2 separate regions of the Homo sapiens genome follow, and region 1 is linked to region 2. Evidence: chromatin loops called from intact Hi-C (ENCODE). Cell type or tissue: endothelial cell of umbilical vein. All regions are shown on one strand. Each heading gives the region's core, and the rest is flanking DNA. Links, peaks and the distances in the headings are about the cores only. Region 1 overlaps FAM3D (FAM3 metabolism regulating signaling molecule D). Region 2 overlaps FAM107A (family with sequence similarity 107 member A).

Region 1 (10,640 bases), core at 821-8,820, 99 kb after region 2:
ATCTCAGTTCATTCTCTGAGTAACCCTATGTGCTGGATACATTGATTATTCCCATTTTACATATGAGGAAACTGAGAGGCGGTCACTTCCCCACTGTCACTTGGCTAGTAAGTGTCAAAAGTGGGGTTTACACCCAGAGAAGTAAGCCGACTTCAAAACCCTGTGCCCCTGACTCCTTACAGCTGTTCTAGAATGTAAATGAGGCAGGTGCATTTCGTGTCTGCTGCCTCAGTTTCCCTATCTGTACAAAGGGGGATACAGTATGAGGGTGTGGACTAGAAGGCCTTTGCCTCCCTCTAGAATTTTTATGGTATAAAAATTCTAGAATAGCCCTCCTCGAGGTAAATATTTTTGTCTCTAATTTCCAACCAGGCCAAGTGTTTCCAAGATGGGCAGTCTCAATGATCCCAGCCATGTGGGGCCTCTGTGCAAAAGTTCCTCATGCCTTTCAGCCTAGAGACAGGAAGTCGCCTCTTCTACTCTTCCAGCCTCCCCTGGATTGCTTTCCTCCTGGAATTCGGGCCTGACCATTTGAGAACAGATACAGCCAAATCACTGTGAGCCCAGGATGGGTGGACACAGCTGACAGAAAAATGACTCCAAAACCAATTTCAGAGCCTACCTGACACTCTCATCCTGTCCAGGTGAAGGGTGGCTTGGGGTCAGCTTCCACCTATGGAGAGAAGAAAATCCAGTCGGAAACTGGCATCAGGTCTGCAAGTGATCAAGCCTGAAGATGAGGGAAAGGGACCTCTAACTGTGGAGATCATAATTCTTTCAGTTGGGTTCCTCACCACCTGCCATATGAACAAGAGGGCAATTTTCCTCCTTTCCTGTCTGCCTCCATGTCTCCTTCACTCTTGCCCCTGGAGTTTTATATTCAATTCTCCATGTTTTTTTGAAGTGCAGAGATTAGAAAGTAGAGGAAGGTGTAGTCTGGTAAGCCACTGTCTTTTGGGAGATTTGATTTATTCACTTATCCATCTATCCATTTGTTCATCCATCTCTTCACCCATCCATTCATCAACCCATCAGTTGATTAATCCATCCTTCCATCCATCCATCCTCTATCTGTTCACTTTTCCATCCATCTGTCTATCCTCTATCTACCTGTCCATCCATCCTTTCAGCTGTCTATTTAGCCCTCCTTCCCTTCCTTCCTTCCTTCCTACCAGCCAGCCAGGGAGGTTGAGCTAGCTAGCTGCAGTGAAACCATCAGGGAGCAGAAGCCCAATCGATCTTTGTTTATTGTACCAAGATAAAGAGTAATCACAACTCACGTATTGCAGGTGACTTTGTGCCAGGTGCCATCTATGCATTATCTCTTTAATCCTCACAACCCCCATGTTAGGGATGAGTAAGCAAGACCCACCATGGCTAAGTTCAGGGTTATTCAGCTTGCAAGGGTGAGAGCCAGAATTTGGATGCAGGTTTCTGGCTGCTGAACACTCCCTGAAACCCCTCTTCATCTGTCCTACTGCGGTCTCACTGCCAAGAATTTTTATCTCAGAGGAGGGTTGAAACCAAAGTTTTCTCCCTTATTCAGTTCTGAGCAGGGCAGGGTCATCTTTCTCTTCACCTCCCCCTGTGTCACCCCCCAGGTGCTGGGCAGTTACCAGTGATTTGCAGCTTTGAAACCCCCAGAAGGTCTGTGGAGACTTAGAGGACAGGAGGTCTTTGGTCCCAGACTTCCCACACCAGCTCCAAGGCAGCAGGTAACCTTCTCTGACTGTGATGACCTCTCCCACAACTCTTCCTGTCCCCTGCCCACCCCAGAGTCTTTATCCTAAAAATCCATCTCAACAGACATGGTCTCCAAAGTTCAACTGCCAAAGGCTCAGACCTGAGACAGGAGACTGGGCTCATGCCTGGCACAGCCCCCAACACCCTCTTCAACCTTGAGCAAGTCTATTCGCCTCCTTGGCCCTCCATATGTACATTGAGAGGTGCTCGGGCTGAACCAGTCCTTAATGTTTAAGCAACAATAACAGCAACAGCAGCAGCAACTGCAAAACCACACCTCCTCTTGTGAATTGTAACAGTCCTCCCACCACCCTGATCCTACTCCTCTAGGGCCTTCCAGATTAGAAAACCAAGCTGTCACCTGGCTCTACCCACAGAAAAATTGTGGAACTTTAACTTCCTGAAATTCAGATTACCAGCTTCTTTTTTCCAGATAAAAAATATATTATGATCACGACTACGCTTTGGATGCGACCTACAGTCCAGGAACCTAGGTTCTTGGATGAGACTCAAAAGACACTCGGAGGAACCCCATGTTAGAGGAGCCAGGAGAGTCGGTGGCCGGACAGGATGGAAGGACAGGGACAGGGTCAGAGAGATGGGGTTGGATGGACAGACAGACATGAATATTCACAGAGGGTGTGTACAGAGACACTCCAGTCTGGGACAGAGTTGAAGGGGGAGACGGAGAGAAGGGGCGGGGTGGTGGGGAAGAGAGAGAGAGAGAGAGAGAATGAGAAGAGGGAGACACAACAAGTACTTTTAATATGCGCACACACAGATTCAAAGAGAAACACTCAGAGACAGACAAGAGAGATAGGGACAGAGACAGAGGGTAGGGGACACACACCTGGGCAGAGGGTTAGCCTCTTGCTGTCCTGTCCATGCTGAGCAGGAAATCTGGCTTCAGGGCAGTGGGGTGGAGAGGGGCAGGGGCCAGGGGTCAGTCCCCATTGGGCGGTGAGGGCTCCCCAGCCTGCTCTTCCTCTGGGCTGAGTTGCCCTCCCAGCACCTGCAGAGCTACCTGGTGTCGTGAGTTTCTAGCCTGCTCACCCTGGCAGCCCGTGAGTGCTCTGGAGCTGGGGCCCAGGACTGGCCTGCTGGGGTGGGGAGGGGGAAAGACACTCGGAGCAGGTACACAGGGTGGAGCAAGAATCCCTCTGTAGCCACCCAAACCCAAAAGAGTGTGTTTTCTCCTTCCTGTTGGAGATTGTCCCAACCTGTTATTCAGGTTACAAAGTTGCCCGGCAAAGGAACGAGGAGAAAAGTTCTATTGCCCTGGATGCTTACCTAGCCAGCCTAGCATGGCTAAGTCCGCTTAGGGGTGGTGTATGTGCAAGTGGCAGTGGAAAGGGAGGGGGCAGGTCTGGGGACAAGGTGGGGTTGGTGAAGGCATGAATCACTGCAAGCCACCCCGTTCCTCCCATTGTCTGTCCTCACTGTCCTTGGACCTCTTCCTCTGAACTGCCCTTCCCCATAGCTCCCTTCTCATTTCTGACTGCAGGTCAGCCGTGTGTGTAAGCCCCAAGCCTCTCTTTTCAATGGCAGGCCTAGGATGCGGGGCATTGAGGAAGTGCTGGATGAATATTTGGAAACTGAATGAATTGAATTCTTGCATCGTCCTGGAAGGTTAGAATGATTAAACCACCAGATAGAGAAGAAAGTTGAAGTTCAGAAAGGGCAAGTCACTTGTCTAGGGCCACACAGTCAGTTGTGGAGCTCATTTCCAAAGCATTCCCTGAGCATCCCTGGGAAGATTGGGGGAGATAGGGCTGTGAGCAAGACAAGTTCTGGAGCAGCCCCGGGCCTTTGCACTTGCGAGTCCCTCTGTCTGAATACGGTTCTCCTATTTCTTTGTCTGGAATACTCCTTTGTCTGGAATCCTTCAGGTCTCATTGGAGAAATCACTTCTGGGAAGCCTTCCCTGACTCTCTGAGTCAAGGTTCAACACCTACCTGTGGTCCTGGATGGGAGCACATCCATCATGGCACCCGCCCTGTCATAAGGGTCTGGCCAATCAGAGCTTTGCAATTTCCCTGTGATTGGTTCAGGAGTGAGCATGTGACCCAAGCAAGGCCAACCAGACTTTTCCCTGCAATTGATGTATGGGAAACTGGGGAGAGAGAGGCTCTCTTCTCCCTGGAGATGCTAAGCTAGATGTGATAAGTCTGGGGCTACTGAGGTCCCATCCTCAACCACTACGGTGCATCCCTCCTGTGGTAGACGTGTCCTGCCAGCAGATGCAAATACAGGGGCAGAGCAGCTGGGGCAATGCATGTGATCTTGGTCTTAAAAGCATCAGGCAGCGAAAACCTGTGATACTGGGAGAAGAGAACGAATTTGTGGATCAGACAGACCTGGGTTTGCCACTTACTAGTTGTGTGTTTTTCCGCACATCTCTCCAGGCTTTGATTTCTTCCTTTGTGAAAAGAAGGTGATGCTATCTACCTGTCCTGGAAGGGATGTTGGGCAGTGAGGCCACCTGTCTGGAAGGGGTCCGCCGTCCTGGCAGGGTCCACTCATCTCTTCCCTGTTGACAGGCCCCCTTCACTCTGCTGCCTCTCGCTAGTGCACCTCCAGGGCACGATTCCTATACGGATGTTTGCTCTTTCTGCAGACCCAAAATGCCATCACAGCTCCTTTCTGCCTGCCGGTCTGTGACATTTCTTAAAGGCCCTACAGGAGCCGGGATGTCAGCACTTCCTGTTGCCTGCGGCCTTCTGTACACAGGGCCTTTAATCTCAACCATGACCTGTCCCAGAGCCAAGATGGACAGAGAAAGAGATGCTGTCTCTCCAGGCTGAGAAGGTGGAGCAGTGCACCCTGGTGGAGAAAGAAGTGACTATTTTCCCTGCTTAAATCCTGGCTCCTGGCCCGGCATTCTGTGAATCTCTCCGTGAAAGCACCTTGTCAGCCTTCACAGTCAGCCCTGATTTTCAGGCCAGCTTCCCCTCCAGGGAGTGGCTCTCAAAGGCTTTCTTCGTCCGCGGCCGGATGCTAGCACCGAGGCACACAGTAGGTGTGCAGTAAATGTTGTTGGAAGGAAGGAAGTGGGTTTCCGTTTGGGAAAGGAAACTGGGAGGTAAAAAGCTAGGAGCTGCTCCCTCCATCTAAATGACTTCTTTTTTTTTCACCTCATTACTAACATTTTTCTCCGAAGTAGAAGTCTGCCCAGAAGACATGCTCAGACTCTAGGACCTAACTAGTCTCTTCTGGAAATCCAAGTCCAGCTCTTTTCCTCATTATCCCGGGAAATTCTGCAGACAGAGTGTGGTCACCAGAGGCAGAGGGGTTCCATCAGTTCTTCCTCTTCAGGCTCCTTTCTGCTCCACTTGTCTCTACCAGCAATGCTGCTTGGGCAAGGCTTCATAGCAGGGGGTGAATTCTGTGTGCATGAGTGCGGGAGATGGAAACTCTACAGAGATAGTGACAGGGCTGAGGGAGACAGACTTCAAAAGAAAGAGACAAGACTGAGGTAGAGAGACAAAGAGAATGAAAAAGAAACAGAGACACTCAGAGACTGGAAGTGGCTGGCATATTAACAGACACACAGGCACACATGTAGGCATGCATGCACGTGAGTCAGGGCACTGCCATGGGTCCTGCCCTGAAGCAGGGGGTGTGCAACCCTGCCTAGACCCAGTTGCCCCTTGCTATGAGTCTCCCATCACCCCCAAAAGCCATCCTGAACACCCGCAATTGTGACCCAGGCCTGTGTGAAGGAATCAAAGTAACCAGAGGCCCCCTTTCATCCTCTAAATGGTCCTTCTTATAAACGCCCAATATTTATGGGCAATTATTGATCATGTCGCCAATACAGACGGGGAGATAAACAGCGAATAAATCCATAAACAATAAGACTAGTGGTTTGAACAATTTGTTCCAGTGACATTTATTTTGGAAGGAAAGAAGCCCATTATTCCCATTATGCCCTGTTTTAATTTTATTTATTGGTGTTAATGGTTTTCTCCAGCTCTGGCCAATGGTAGAATTATTGGGCCAGTCAGAGCTGCATGGCGGGAAATGCAAGAAGACACGAAAATGTGCAGGATTTTTAGGGTTTTTACTCCTCAAGTTCCTAGGGTACTTCCCAGAATAAGACAACAAACGCCACATGCCAGATACTACCCTGAGACTCTGACTTATTTTAACTTGTTTAATCTTACAACAGCTCAATGAAGAAGTAAGGGAAACTGAGGCACGGCGGTCAAGTCACATAGCTGGCAAGAGTCAAAGATAGAAAAGATCCCAGAAATAAACCCAGGCGATATGTGTCAGGAGACCACACATTCTTAACCACTTTGCCCAACTCAAGCACAAGTTGTAAAGGATCACATAGTAAATATTTTGGGCTTGGCAGGCCGTATGTTCTGTTACAACTACTCAACTCTGCCTTTGTAGGAGGAAAGCAGCCACAGACAATATATAAATGAATACATGTAACTGTGTTCCAATAAAACTTTATTTATAAAAACATGTGGCCGCTGCATTTGACCTGCGGGCTGTTGTTTGCCCACCTGTGCCCTGGGTGTGGCCTCTTTTAGCTCTAGGTAGACCCGAGCCTCGGGTGTTCCTTTTGCTGAGCTTCAGCCTGCCTGTCTTTGGCTCAGCCAAGGTGAGGGAGAAGGGAGCCTCCCATGGGATAAGAGTGAGTTTCTAAGATTCTGTTCTCCCACCCCCATGTCTCTCACCAGCCAGTACCCTCCTCGGGGGGTGGCTCCATGAGCTCTGCTTTCTTGGCAGGGGTCAGCCACCTCTCTCCTCTCCTCAGATAGGTTTTAGGGAGACTTTCCTCCCATTCACCTGACAGATCATCCTCTGAAGGTGCCACGCTCAGTACCTGGCACCCAGGTCACCCTCAGTAAGTGGCAGCTCCAGTCATATTTGCACCCTTCGACTTTGCAGAGGCCTCGTGTGGCCTGGGAATTGGGAGTCTGTATAACGTGGTGGCTAAGAGTGGGGGCTTTGGTGCCCATCTAGGTCCTGTCATGGGAGCGTGGACACAGTCCTCTCTCGGCCTCAGCTTCCTTTCACATGGCCATCACGATCTCTAATTTAGTGAAGATTAAAGGCAAGAATGCACCCAAAACCCAACACCTGGCACAGAGGAAGTGCTCTGCAAGTAACAGTTGTTAATCAAGCAGGCTTTCTTGCCCTCTCCCTTGGAGATGCTCCTCGCACCCTCCATCCCCCTTCTCAAGGAGGCAGAAATAGGCTGAAGAACAGGGTGTGCTCCACATGGAAAATGGGTTCCTCCAGGTCCCAGCAGAGCAGCTGGAGAGAGAGGAAGCCATCTGGACAGACATTCAGCCCCTTCCCTGCCCTCCAGTGTCTGAGGGGATGGGGGAAATCTCAGGATACTGGACATCTGCAGGTCCATTAGCCCCAGAGGCCAGTTTGTGCCCCAGAATTTCTCTTTGCTGAGAGCTGGGTGTGTTTTCCCCAGAGAGGACAAACTGGATCAGGGTGGGGCTGGGTGGAGTATCTGGGTTCACCCCCTGGCCCCTGCAGGCCTGCTGCTGGCCTATTGGAATCACTTCAGCAGGCCAAGCATGAAGCATGAAGAGATTCACCTCCCGCCCAGTGGGTAATTTATTCATTTCCGTCTGAGACAGCTGGGTCTTGACCTCTTTAATTAACCAACGTGGTGGCCTCCACAACAAAGTCGATGGTGGCTTGGGAAGCCATTAAGAGATAAGTCTTGCCTAGGAAGGCACGGGATCAGGAGATCTCACTGAAGAAGTAATAATCTTAATAACAATCACAATAATAATTCTAATAGGTATTATTAGTATTCTGCCAATATTAAGCCCTGTGTCTTTTCATTTAATTTTCCCAACAATCTTATTGGCAGATTCTTTTTCTTAACTGCATTTACCAGTGAGGAAAGAGCTTTAGAGAGAGTAAGTGGCTGGTCCAGAGTCACATAAGTAGAATGACTTATGTGGTATGCCATCTGTGACTTTGCTAACAGTAGTGTAATAAAGTAGGGGCAGTTGGAGTTGGGGTGGTGGACATCTGTTCCCCCTTCTTCTGCTGACCACCCTAATTTTCCTTTGGGAATCAACCCCTCCCTCCGAGGCAGTTGGTGGGGGTTACTCCCTTCTCTGGCTCCAGGGGTGACTCTGTGGTCCTGGCTTAGCAGATGAGTATGATCTATCTCTGGGTTGCAGAGATGGGGTCAGACACGGGCTGGTGGCCCAAGCCAAGAAGACCAGAGCCTTCCTAGCACTTTTTGTTTGTTTTTGAAATGGAATCTTGCTCTGTTGCCCAGGCTGGAGTGCAGTGGCGATCTCAGCTCACTGCAACCTCCGCCTCCCGAGTTCAAGCGATTCTCCTGCCTCAGCCTCCCCAGTAGCTGGGACTACAGGCATCCGCCCCCATGCCCAGCTAATTATTGTATTTTTAGTAGAGACAAGCTTTCAACATGTTGGCCAGGCTGGTCTCAAACTCCTGACCTCAAGTGATCCACCTGCCTTGGCCTCCTGAAGTGCTGGGATTACAGGCCTGGGCCACCATGCCTGGTCTCCTCCTACCACTTTTGAAGGACTTTCCAGGAGAGAGGAGCTGCCTTTCTGCTGGAGTGGCTAAGTTGAGATGACTCTGAACTGGAGATGTTATGTATATCTTTGCCACCACATGAACACAGGCTGTCTGAGCATAGAACAACATGGAGAAAAGGCTCCCAGAGATGGACACAGAGTGCCGGGGGTGTCATGTGAGCCCCCAGATCTGCCTTCTTGAAGTCAGAATTATCTCTGGACTTTTCTGTTGTGTATGTCAATACCTGTCCTTTACTTGTTGGGCTGGTTTGAGCTGGTTTCTGTCACTTGCACCCAGAAAAGTCCTACCTGATACATGATTTTCCCATTTCAAACTACAGTTACATCTGCAAGAAAGACTCGGATTACACTCCCACCCTACCCCTTCCCTCCTGAGGTTTGAACACTTCAGTCCTCATGGGACCTAAAGAATCGGGCCAACTCTTGGCTTTTTCTCTGTGTCTTCAGCAACAGCCTCCTTCCTGATGGCTTCCATACCAGAAGCCACACTGCTCCTGTCATTTTCACCAGAACATTCCTCCAACACAGAACCAGTTGTACCTGCAGAAAGGTCCAAGGCCTTGGTTTTGTGCCTGGCTCCCAGCCTCTCCCCGGCCCTGCTGGGTGACTCCCAGCTCCCAGCTCCCAGCTCCATGCCTCTGCTCACAGGGATTTCTCCACCAGGGCTGCCCTCACCTGTCCTCGCCAGAGGAATTCCATACTTTGTGGAATGTGGCCTCCTTTGTGAGGTCCCCCTTCTGCAGCCTGTGCAGGCCTAGATCATTCCCTCTGCGATGTGTGTGCATGTCGGAGGGAGAGGAGTGTGGTGGCCAACAGCATGGATCCTGGAGCTGGACTGCCTGGCCATAAAGCTTCTCTCTACCGTTCATAGCCTTGCCACCTTGGGCAGGTTACCTCACCTCCTTAGGCCTCAGTAGTTCACTGCAAAATGGGGATGATAAGACCTCCCATGCAAAGTTATTGTATTTAAACCAGCTAATCCATGTACAGTACTTGGCACCATTCTATAGACACAGTCAACCCTCCATATGCGTTGCCCAGTTTTGGGACTGCTGTTTGTACTGATTACGTAGAACTTGTTCACATCTCTTGTACAGTGCAGTCCCTGACTCCTTTTACTCTCAATCATTGATGTGACTAATTTATCTGATAGGCTGTGAACTTCCTGAGACAGTGTCTAATCATTTCTGAATGCCCAGTTCCATGCAGACTGCCTGGTGCATAGAAGGTGCACAGCTTGGACAACAGCACTGTCCTATATTGTGCACCTACTACGTGGCAAGCATCATGGTAGATGCTTTGCACACATTGTCTTTTTCAAAATGCACACTGTCAAATCCCAAAGAACTTATTACCGTCCTCATTCTTTTGAGATAAGGGAGGGTCAGACAAGCCAATAAGATAGGCAACTTGCCTAAGGTCACATGGTTGGAAAAAGGGCAGAACTGGGATTCAAATGCCAAAGGCAGGGTTGCTCTCCCCACAACCTCTATGTCTTTGTCTCCCCAGGCCACACCCTTGGGGGAGCAAACCTCTGAGCCTCCAGAAGCAAGGGATTGGCACCAACTGTAGGAAATGTCTGCTCCGCTCCAGGGCACCTGCCCTCTGGGACTGCAGGCTGGGTGGGGGCTGCCAGTCCCCCAGGCAGGCTTGTCGGCTGCCCACTTGAAGTCTCACCAGGACTGCCAGTAGTAGACAGGTAGGTCTCCTCCAAGGGGGAGCAGCTGCCCCAGCACCAGGAAATGTTGGCAAATGATGACTTCGAGCATCCCCCACCGCAGGGAAGTGCCAATGAGGAAGTTAGGCCCCTGGGTTCTGGAGGCTTCAACATTCCTATGGGAAGCAGCAGGGTCTGTGTGTAAAGATGGAGTTGAGCTCAGGAAGAGGTGTGCACACCATGGCCATAAGACAGAAGCCCCTAAACCTCCAGGTGCCCAAGGGCAGACAGGCAGATGCACAGATTTGGGCAGATGCTGAGCAATGGCAAACTCCTCCCTAGCCTGTGCAGACCTGGGCGCAACAACCTCACTGACTTCACCTTCCACCACCAGCTACTACCCCTTTCCTGCTTGAGCTGCTCTGCCCTCCTCTTTCTTTCCTCCTGTTCCCCCTTCTCAGAGATTCTCCACTGACCCAATCTTTTCCTCCCCTGCCCTTCACTCCTGAAGGACCCGGCATTCTCTTGGGAGAAGTCTGCCCTGACTCCCAGGCTATCTCCATGGTGTATGTCAAACTGTTTTGAAAATGACTATCTGTGCAAGTTTTCCCTTTCTGGTTAGAACCATGTATGATACCTCATCTTGTTAATCATTGTGTCTTTTTTACCTGACCCAA
Region 2 (10,617 bases), core at 2,617-10,616:
GGATGGTCTCAATCTCCTGACCTCCTGATCCCCCCGCCTCGGCCTCCCAAAGTGCTGGGATTACAGGCGTGAGCCACCGTGCCCAGCCAAATCTTAAAGCTCCAAAATAATCTCCTTTGACTCCATGTCTCACATCCAGGCCACACTGATACAAAGGGTGGGCTTCCGAGGCATTGGGCAGTCCCGCCCCTGTGGCTCTGCAGGGTACAGCCCCTGCGGGTGCTTTCATGGGCTGGCATTGAGTGTCTGTGGTTTTTCCAAGTGGATGGTGCAGCTGTTGGTGGATCTACCATTCTGGGGTTTGGAGTATGGTGGCCCCCTTTTTACAGCTTCACTAGGCAGTGCTCCAGTGGGGACTCTGTGTAGGGGCTCCAACCCCACATTTTCTCTCTGCCTGCCCTAGTAGAGGTTTTCCATGAGGGCTCTGCCCCTGCAGCAGACTTCTGCGTGGACATCCATTTGTTTCCATACATCCTCTGAAATCTAGGTGGAGGTTCCCAAAGCTCAATTCTCACCTTCTGCACACCTACAGGCCCAACACCATATGGAAGTTGCCAAGGCCTGGGGCTTGCTTCCTCTGAAGTGATGACCCAAGCTGTACCTTGGCCCCCTTTAGCTGTGGCTGGAGCTGGAGCAGCTGGGACACCATATCCTGAGCCTACACAGAGCAGTAGGGCTCTGGGCATGATCCATGAAACCATTTTTCCCTCCTAGGCTTCTGGGCCTGTGATGGGAGGGGCTGCTGTGATGGTCTTGGACATGCCCTGAAGACAGTTTCCCCATTGTCTTGGCTATTAACATTTAGCTTCTCTCTCTTTTTCTTTTTTTTTTTCTGAGACGAGGTCTTTCTCTGTCACCCAGGCTGGAGTGCAGTGGCATGATTTTGGCTCACTGCAACCTCCGCCTCCTGGGTTAAAGTAATTCTCCTGCCTCAGCCTCCCAAGTAGCTGGGATTACAGGTGCTCACCACCACACCCAGCTAATTTTTGTATTTTTAGTAGAGACGGGATTTCACCATGTTGGCCAGGCTGGTCTCTAACTCCCGACCTCAGGTGATCCACCCACCTCGGCCTCCCAAAGTTCTGGGATTACAGGCATGAGCCACCATACCTGGCCTTAAAATCTAATAAAGATTAAAATCTCCCTAGATTAACAGACAGACTTGACAATGTCGGTTCATCTTCCTCACGCAGAAAAGCACATTTGTCTTTCATTCTTTCCCTGTAGTGTCTTTTATTCCTATTCGTGTTTTATTAATTTTCTTGGAATAAATCACATATTTTGAGTTAAATTAGCATTTATTCCATTTATTTACTTGTTTAAAACATCGTATCCAATGTTACCCATTTTTTTTTCTAGCTATGTACTCCAATATAGAAATTCCTTAGGCTTTTGGGACTTTAGCTTGTGTTACTTCGTTAGGCAGAATGAGCTAGACTGTGCTGCAGTAATACAGCACTCCCAAATCTGAGTGGCTAAACACAAGTTTTTTCCTCCCTCATGCCAAGTCCACTGCTGGCATAATAAGCATCAGGACAGCTGTCCTCTGTGTGGTGAGTTAGTGAGCCAGCCTGCTTGACTTTATGCTTCTCCATCTTAATGCTCAGCCTCTGCACTTGCCACCAAGGGGAAGAGGGAGACCTGAGGATCCCTGGGTCTTCTCACTGCCTCAGCCCAGAAGTGACCCTCATCACACTCCTGCTCCTATTTCATTGACCAGAACGAGTCACAGGACTCTGCCTAAGGACAAGGGGGCTTAGAGGCAGAGTCTTCTCTGGAGAGGAGAACCAGATAGGGGAAGCCATGCTACACCCATGCCCTTGGCTTTTTGGGGTTTGGGGTTAGCAGACTCAAGCAGAAGAGAAATTCCCAGGAGTTGTTTTAAAATAACAGTGAAAAGGTTAGATAATATGGGGGCACTCGGAGCTGGTGTCAGAAGGTGTGAGGTGATACCTCCCCCCAAAAAATAAGGGCTGGGAGAAGGGCAGGGGGTCTTGAGGTGGGCCAGCCATTGGGGAGGGATGGATGTCAGACAAGTTTAGGGACTGAGAAAAGTAAGTGAGTGGACACAGGACCTGGAAGGGTCTGGTCAGCAAGAGACATGAGGGAATGGAGCTACCAGGGACAGGAAGAGGATGATAATGAACTTTCCCTGAGTGCTGGCCCTGTGCTTGGTGCTTGCCAAGTACTTTATGCTTGTTAACTAAGTCCTCTAACAATCTTTGAGGCTGGTACTCTTGGAACTACCATTTGACAGATGAGGAACTCAGAGATGTTAAGTCACTTGTCCCGGGTCACCAGCTGTGGGGGTGCCAGAGCTGGATCCCCTACCTTTCCCAAGAATCTAAAGTCTGCGCGAATTTGTAGCCTAAGCTGTTAATAATCGTGCTGTGTCACTTTGTCAAGATATCCATAAAAGAGAGAGCGAGGGAGGGAGAAGGAAGTGCCATCCTTGAAATGTGTCCAGCCCTGCACTAGGCACTGGTGTAAATGTCCCAGAAACTGCTGGACACATAACCATCCTCAACACATATCTCTCTCCTTCCCCCAGTTTCCTGAGCTAAGGGCAGAGATGTGGACTTCTGTGCCCCATTTGGCCACTGTCTTTTCTTTTTTTCTTTTTCTTTCTTCTTCTTTTTTTTTTTTTTTGAGATGGAGTCTTGCTCTGTCACCCAGGCTGGAGTGCAGTGGCACGATCTCAGCTCACTGCAACCTCCGCCTCTTGGGTTCAAGCAATTCTCCTGCTTCAGCCTCCTGAGTAGCTGGGATTTCAGACACCCATCACCATGCCTGGCTAATTTTTGTGTTTTTAGTAGAGATGGCGTTTCACTATGTTAGACAGGCTGGTCTCGAGCTTCTGACCTCAGGCGATCCACCTGCTTGGCCTCCCAAAGTGCTGGGATTATAGGTGTGAGCCACCACGCCTGGCCAGCCACTGTCTTTTCTAAGAGCCGTGAGTGAGATGGGGCTGGGATTCTTGTCCCAGGGGCCTACTCTGCCAGATTGGTAAAGGCGGGGCTGCCTGCCGGCAGGGAAGGAGGAAGGGGGAAGGCTGTTTGGCCTCAGCATGCTTGCAGAATATTTCTGGTGACAGATGGGAAAGCTTGAATGTGGGTGCTTTGCAAAACATCCTCCTGCAGCCTCCACCAGCGAGTGCTGCCAGGATAATAAAGCCAGACAGATGTGGGTTCAGATAAAATGGGGGTAATGACAGTCTTGGGGATTAAATGAGAGAATTCATATAAAGTGCTGAGCACAGTTCCTGGCACAGGCACTAGATGTTCAATGAGTGCGCTCTCATTACCCTTGTCACAGATGTTTAAAATGGAAAATGAGGTTCAGCAAGTTGCCCAGGCTTGTGACAAATAAGTGGCAGAGCTGGGGCTTGAATCCAGGTCTGGGCCATAGAATTAGCTCTTGTCTCCCCACCCCACTGCCCCAGCAGGACCAGAGCTGAGCAGTTCACCTGGGATTTTAGCAATATAGAATCACAGGAAGAATGTTCCTGCCTTTCCCATAAAAATGCTGTTTTGAAAACAGAACATTATGTAATTAATGTCCTTTCTCGGGCAGATTTGAGCTCTGATTCCTCTTGGCATTTTATGTTAAAAAGAAGTTTTTCTTTTCTGGCAAGCCTGCATGATTGCTAATAACAGTGGAGCAAAATAATTTTTGCTACAGCTAGGAAAAGAATTTTTCCTCAATCCTCATGAGTTCTTAGTTGGGACGGACCCCTGTAACAAGACAGATTGACGAGAAAAACAGTTTAGTGACGCGTGCAATGCATATCACGTGGCCGCAACTTCAGTGAAAAGTAACTCAAAGCAGTAGCTTAGAACTCTGGCTTATGTAACCTCTTCAACAAAGAACAATAAATCTGTGGAGAAATGACAGGACAAAGGTAAGCAGTTTTAGGCTTCCAACAGCTGGAAGCTCAGGAAGGTAAATATATGGGAGGAAACCACTGGAGTGAGGTTTCCTTGCAGATTCCTCTGGTGCCATCTCTGAGCTCTTAGGAGTCTAGAGTTGTCTCCAGTAAAGGTGAATTTATATCCTGCCTCTAGGCAGATAAGGGGGAGGGTGGAGGGAGTTTTCCTGTGTTTGCTGCTTCTTAATTGCCTTCAACTCAAAAATAATTTTACGTCAAAGAGGATACTTTGGGGGGACATATCCTTTGACAGCCACTATAGGTTGAGTTCTTACTATATTCCAGGCCTAGGCCTCATTGCTTTACAAACAAACTCTCATTTAATTCGGAAGACCCTGTGGAGTAAGTACTTTGACATCTGTTTTACAGTTTAGGAAACTGAAGTGCAGTTTTTCCTAAAATTGTTGCTAGTGGATGGTCGAGACAGGATTTGAAGCTAGGTTTTGGAATTTTTCTGGTTTTTGTCTTTTTTTTTTTTTTTTTTTTTTTTTTGAGACGGAGTCTCGCTCTGTCACCAGGCTGGGGTGTAGTGGCATGATCTTGGCTCACTGCAAGCTCTGCCTCCCGCGTTCAAGCGATTCCCCTGCCTCAGCCTCCTGAGTAGCTGGGACTACAGGCGCCTGCCACCGCGCCCGCTAGTTTTTCGCATTTTAGTAGAGACAGGGTTTCACCATGTTGGCCAGGATGGTCTTGATCTCCTGACCTCATGATCTGCCTGCCTCGGCCTCCCAAAGTGTTGGGATTACAGGCATGAGCCAGTGTGTCCAGCCTGGTTTTTGTCTTTTTTTGGCCATGGGATCTGTGTTTAAATGGAAATACATGGAAACAAACATTGAGCTGCTCTAATTAAAGTTGAGAAAAGTGGTGATGAGGGCAAGGAGATTATAAATGGCTTGGTGTCACTCCTCACTTCCCCCATGAAGCAAAATTTGAAAATCACTGAATTGTTCTGCTTTCTATGACTCCTTCTATGTTTATAGATAAAGATTGGATTTCCTTTTCTGCCTTGCCTTCTGGGAGGCTCAGGCCTTCTTTGTTTTACTCAGTCATGCTAATTCTCTTCAAATTGGGGTTCTGGACCAGGCACAGTGGCTCGCGCCTGTAATCCCAGCACTTTGGGAGGCCGAGGTGGGCGAATCACTTGAGGTCAGGAGTTCGAGACCAACCTGGCCAACATGGCAAAACCCCATCTCTACTAAAAATACAAAAATTAGCTGGGCATGGTGGCACATGCCTGTAATCCCAACTACTCGGCAGGCTGAGGCACGAGAATTGCTTGAACTTGGGAGGTGGAGGTTGCAGCTGCATTCTAGCCTGGGCAACAGAGTGAGACTTTGTCACAAAAAAACAAAACAAAAACCAAAACAAACTGGAATTCTGAAATAATTTTCTGTTTCCCATCTTCCCATTACAAAGCCCTTCTTTTACTCTGTGATCACCCTTTAATCAGGCTGGCATGGTGGCTCTCGCCTGTAATCCCAGCACTTTGGGGAGGCTAAGGTGGGAGGATCGCTTGTGCCCAGGAGTTTGAGACCAGCCTAGGCAACATCACAAGACTCCTATCTCTAAAAAAAAAGAAAAAAGAAAAAAAGTTAGCTGGATGTGGTGGTGTGCACCTGTAGTTCCAGCTACTTGGGAGGCTGAGGCAGGAGGATTGGTTGAGCCTAGGAGTTGGAGGTTACAGTGAGTCATGATCGTTCCACTGATCTCCAGCCTAGGCAGCAGAGTGAGAACTTGTCTCAAAAAAAAAAAAAAAAAAAAAAAAAAATCAAGAACCCCGAACCAACACTCATAATTTACAGTTGCCCCAGGCTGTGGCTTAATGATTAAGACGAACACAAGTGACTGACTTGGGGGCAGAGGGCTGGCTGGTGTTTGTGTTGAGGGGAGTGTTTTCAGCATCCCTGGATATGCCAGTCTGCCTGTGCCCCCACAGCTCTCTCCCTCTACGGGGCATGCCTGAGGTTGGCTTTGCAGGAGGAGTGAGCGTTTTATCTTGGACAATGGGAAGGTTGAGCTTAGGTGCCCTGATCCCATGGGAAACCCTTCCTTGGAGGAGGGAGCCCTGGCTCACTTAGCTATTGCCAGGCAACCTGGGAACATGACTGGTGTTCCTCATTGGGCAGTCCTGCTCATCTCTCTATAAGGTCCTTTCTAGGAAGTAGACGAGTACATGTAATGAAAGGGCTAGCTTTGGAAAACAAGCCCAGCCCCATGTCCTCCTCTCTGGATGAGTGTCAGCCAAAAATCAACTCAAAACATCTCCTTGCTGTGGACTGAAGATTTGTCTCCCCCTTATTCATATGTCAAACCCTCATCCCCAGTGGCATGGTATTTGGAGATGGGGCCTTTGGAGGTAATCAGGGTTAGTTGAGGTCATGAGGATGGGGCCTTCATGATGAGATTAGTGTCCTTATAAAAAAGACACCAGAGAGCTTGCTTTCTCTTCTCCCTCTCGCCCAGTGTGAGGACACAGTGAGAAGGTGACCATCTGCAAGCCAGAAAGACAGCCCTCACCAGAAAACAACCATGAGGGCACCTTGATCTTAGACTTCTAAGCCTCCAGAACTGTGAGAAAATACATTTCTGGCTGGGCACGGTGACTCACGCCTGTCATTCTAGCACCTGAGGAGGCCAAAGCAGGTGGATCACCTGAAGTCAGGAGTTCGACACCAGCCTGGGCAACATGGTGAAATCCCATCTATACTAAAAATACAAAAATTAGCTGGGCATGGTGGCAGGCACCTGTAATCCCAGCTACTTGGGAGGCTGAGGCAGGAGAATTGCTTGAACCTGGGAGGTGGAGGTTGCAATGAGCTGAGATTGTGCCACTGCACTCCAGCCTGGGCGACAGAGCAAGACTGTCTCAAAAAAAAAAAAAAAAAAAAAAAGAAAAAGAAAAAGAAAATGAAAATAGATTTCTGTTGTTTAAGCCACCCAGTCTATGTTCTGTTACGGCAGCCTGAGCTGACTAGGACATCCAGACAGAAGGAGATTAAGGCAATTAGTTCTGTTCTTCTGAAGTCTGGCAGGTGGGGGCACTGTAAGGCAAGAAACTAGCAGGAGTGAGGTGGTTACTGGTTTAGTGGGTCTTTGGAGGCACTGAAAAATCAAATTGTTTACGTTACTGCTCAGCAATGGGAATGCAAAGAATGCAAGGAATCCCATCACAATGGTAGATTCTGACTTTTTTTTTTTTGGAGAAGGAGTCTCTCTCACACAGTGTGGAATGCAGTGGTATGATCTCTGCAACCTCCACCTCCCGGACTCAAGCGATTCTCTTGCCTCAGCCACCAAGTAGCTGGGACTACAGGCACGTGCCACCACGCCCAGCTAATTTTTGTATTTTTAGTAAAGACAGGGCTTTTTCATGTTGGTCGGGCTGGTCTTGAACTCTTGGCCTCAAGTGATCGCCCACCTCGGCCTCCCAACGTGCTGGGATTACAGGTGTGAGCCACCGTGCCCAGTCGATCCTGATCCTGGTTGAATTTGTGGGTGGAGGCGTCTGGGGCATCTGGGGATGGAGTTTAGCAGCAAGTGGACATTCCTCACCCCAGAACTAAGGTAGGTCTGCATTGACCTGAGTCCTTTTTTTTTTTGAGATGGAGTCTCGCTCTGTTGCCCAGGCTGGAGTGCAGTGGCAAGATCTTGGCTCACTGCAGCCTCTGCCTCCCGGGTTCCAGAGATTCTCCTGCCTCAGCCTCCTGGGTAGCTGAGATTACAGGTGTGTGCCACATGCCTGGCTAATTTTTGTATTTTTAGTAGAGACGAGGTTTCACCACATTGGCCAGGCTGGTCTCGAACTCCTGACCTCAGGTGATCCACCCGCCCCAGCCTCCCAAAGTGCTGGGATTACAGGCGTGAGCCACTGCGCTCGGCCGAGTCTGTTTTTATAGTGCAGAGGTTAAGTATTTCAAGTTCAGACAGACAAATGGCAGATAAAGTAGGTCCCTGAATCCCATGGAGCATGGTCAGGCTGGTGCAGGGGCCTCCTAGGAGCACTTTCCAGGAGCAAGGCCTGGCTGTAGTGGAAAGAATGCAGACTCTGCAGACAGGTCACTCTGGGTGAGAATCACATCTCTCCTGGGGCATTGCCTTATGTCTTCTGGCAAGGCCCTTCACTTACCTGAGCCCAGGTGTCTTCATCTGCAGAGTGGGGAGGAAGACATCTGATTGTCATGGGTGCTGACATTGCTGGCCCCCTATAAATGCAGTGACTGTCAGACCTCTGAGCCCAAGCTAAGCCATCGTATCCCCTGTGACCTGCACGTATACATCCAGATGGCCTCTAAGGAATGACAAAAGAAGTGAAAATGGCCTGTTCCTCCCTTAACTGATGACTTTACCTTGTGAAATTCCTTCTCCTGGCTCATCCTGGCTCAAAAGCTCCTCCGCTGAGTACCTTGTGACCCCCCACCCCTGCCTGCCAGAGAACAACCCTCCTTTGACTGTAATTTTCCTTTACCTACCCAAATCTTATAAAATGGCCTCACCCCATCTCCCTTTGCTGACTCTCTTTTCGGACTCAGCCCGCCTGCACCCAGGTGACATAAATAGCCTTGTTGCTCACACAAAGCCTGTTTGGTGGTCTCTTCACACAGATATGAGTGAAAGTGATCATTACTGACATCCATTCACAACTTTCCGGGGTGCCTAACTATTTTCAGGGCCCTGGATAAAGGTGAGCAGAATCAGACAGGGTCCCACCCTCACAGGGTTTGGAGTCAGTATAATCTCAAGTGTGGTGAGGCTGCCCTGCCAAATCTCCTGTGGTGTGAGGACTCTTGTGACACACACGCTGCAGGACCAGGGTTGGAGGGTCCCTTCACATCCTAAGGTCAGCCCTCTCTCCCAGGTTTTGTGTTTAGTGCTGGTTTGCCATTGACAGGGGCATTCTGCAAACCCAAACCAGGACCCGAGAGAGTGTGGCCCCCGCAAGAACGGGGGTTGCTGTCTTGGCTCCCTGTTTAGGGAGAGGTCTGAAGTCAGAGCTGCTGCAGCAGCCTTTTGCTTCTCCATGGTCTCCAGGCTTGAGTGATGGCCTCATCATCAGCCTTCAGGGATGATCTGACTCTCTAGACACTCCTGTGGTGTGCAGGAGCCATGCGGCTCTGATGCGGGTCCTGCCAGCATGATGCCAGTGAGGCCCAGGTATATTGATGAATGCCCAAGTGGGCAGATGAGGGCTTCCCAGCAAATGGATATCTGTGGGTCAGGGTGGAAACCGTGGAGGAAGGAGGCAGGTAGGGCCTTCTCTGGTTGCTATGGGCTGGACCTGGGAGAAGGCTAGGTGTATTGCAGAGGGAGAAGGGGTTTCTCATTCTTTCATTCGACAAACACTTCCTGAGCATCTTCTCTAGGCCTTGTGCACTAGGGATTCAGAGTAAACAAGATAGACAAGAATCTTTGCCCTCATGGAGCTGACATTATCATTAGGAGGGACACACGAGACAAATCAGTAAAATATAGAATATGTTCAATGGTGATAAACAGTAAGGGGGAAAAAGAAGGCAAGGCAGGCAGAGGAAGACTGCAGAAGTTGAGATTTTAGATGGGGTGGCTAAAGGGGACCTCATTTAGAAGAAGTGTGATAAAAGACCTGAAGAAAGCAAGGGAGTGGGCCGCGAGGCTCTTGGAGGGAAGGATACTCCTGGCTGGGGAAGAGCAGGTGGAAAGGCATGGAGATGGGGCATGCCTGGAGAGGGTAGGAGGCCAGCACAACTGGGACTGTGTGAGCAAGTGGGAGAGTGCAGGAAGGAGGTCGGAGGCTAAGAGGGAGCTGGACTCGCAGGACCACCTGGAATGCAGGAGAGACTCCACTGGGAGCCCAGGGAGGGCTCTGTGCAGAGTCGCAAGTTCTGCCTTAGACTGGAGGAAGATCATTTTGGCTCCTCTGTTGAGAACAGGGTGTAGGGACAAGGCCAGTAGGGGAGACCAGTTGGGAGGAGACCACTGCAGTCATCAGATGAGGGGGAGGCACTGCACCTTTGTTCTCTACTGTGTCCCAGCCTATGGCATGCATCCTGGCATGGAGCAGGAACTCGATAAATATTTGTTGAATGATGTGTGCTTTAGTCATGTCCAAGTACCAGTTTTCAGACTCATGCTAGGTAGGCTATATGGGGAAGGTGCAGAAAAACAGATCCCAGGCATTGCAGCTGGGGATCCTGATCCAATAGGCTTCTGATGGGAAAGTTGAATCTGGATTTTTAGCACAGCCTGCAGGTAATTTTGGACAGGCAGGGACTGGCCTTCTGTGTCAGTTAGGGATGATTTTGGTTGCAAGTAACAGAGACTGACCAACAATGGTTTAAACAAAGAGGGATTTATTTTATTTACAAGAATTCTGGAGAAGGATGGCGGCTGGTATTGGCTTGGTGAAATAATGATAGGGTCAATGACTCTGTGATTCTCTTGGCCTTTTTGTCATGGTAGCAAAGTGGCTGCTGTGGCTCCAGGCATCACACCCTCAATCAAGGTAGGAAGAAGAGGCCCAGGGAGGTGTTAGCCATGCCTGTGTCTTTTATTGGAAAAGCTTTCCCAGAAGCCCAGGTAGACTTCCTCTTCAATTTCATTGGCCACACCTGATCACATAGCCATCCTAAGCTGCAAAGGAGACTGGAACAGTGAAAATCTGGATTTACAGCCTCCACAGTTGGAGTGGCTGGAGATACAGAGTTGGGACGACC

Evidence for each region. A loop is a pair of places that touch in the nucleus more often than their neighbours do. Peaks named below come from ENCODE experiments on the same cell type or tissue, not always from the same donor. Only the 100,000 strongest peaks of a DNase experiment are listed, where the experiment ranks them.
Region 1: a loop joins it to region 2, with 14 times the contacts of the local background. A loop is called at or near these places in 1 of 110 quality-filtered maps.

Annotation. Positions count from the first base shown.
Region 1 is chr3:58,654,929-58,665,568 of GRCh38, forward strand. FAM3D (FAM3 metabolism regulating signaling molecule D) reads right to left here. Exons shown (of 10, transcript NM_138805.3): 2 at 623-673. The coding sequence starts at 635. LOC105377109 (a long non-coding RNA gene) reads left to right here and starts at 9,705. Exons shown (of 3, transcript XR_940879.3): 1 at 9,705-10,005. In endothelial cell of umbilical vein, for the core only: a CTCF peak has its summit at 4,569 (motif pointing left); a DNase peak (open chromatin) is centred at 4,563; H3K27me3 peaks cover 207 bases.
Region 2 is chr3:58,553,880-58,564,496 of GRCh38, forward strand. FAM107A (family with sequence similarity 107 member A) reads right to left here. Exons shown (of 4, transcript NM_001076778.3): 4 at 10,238-10,617. All of the region lies in intron 1 of LOC107984079 (a long non-coding RNA gene), which reads left to right. Among named protein-coding and RNA genes, the nearest start is that of FAM107A, 18 kb to the right of the region's middle. RefSeq lists enhancers at 6,415-7,415, 7,416-7,916, 7,917-8,417, 8,418-9,418. In endothelial cell of umbilical vein, for the core only: a CTCF peak has its summit at 6,963; a DNase peak (open chromatin) is centred at 7,042; H3K27ac peaks cover 1,662 bases.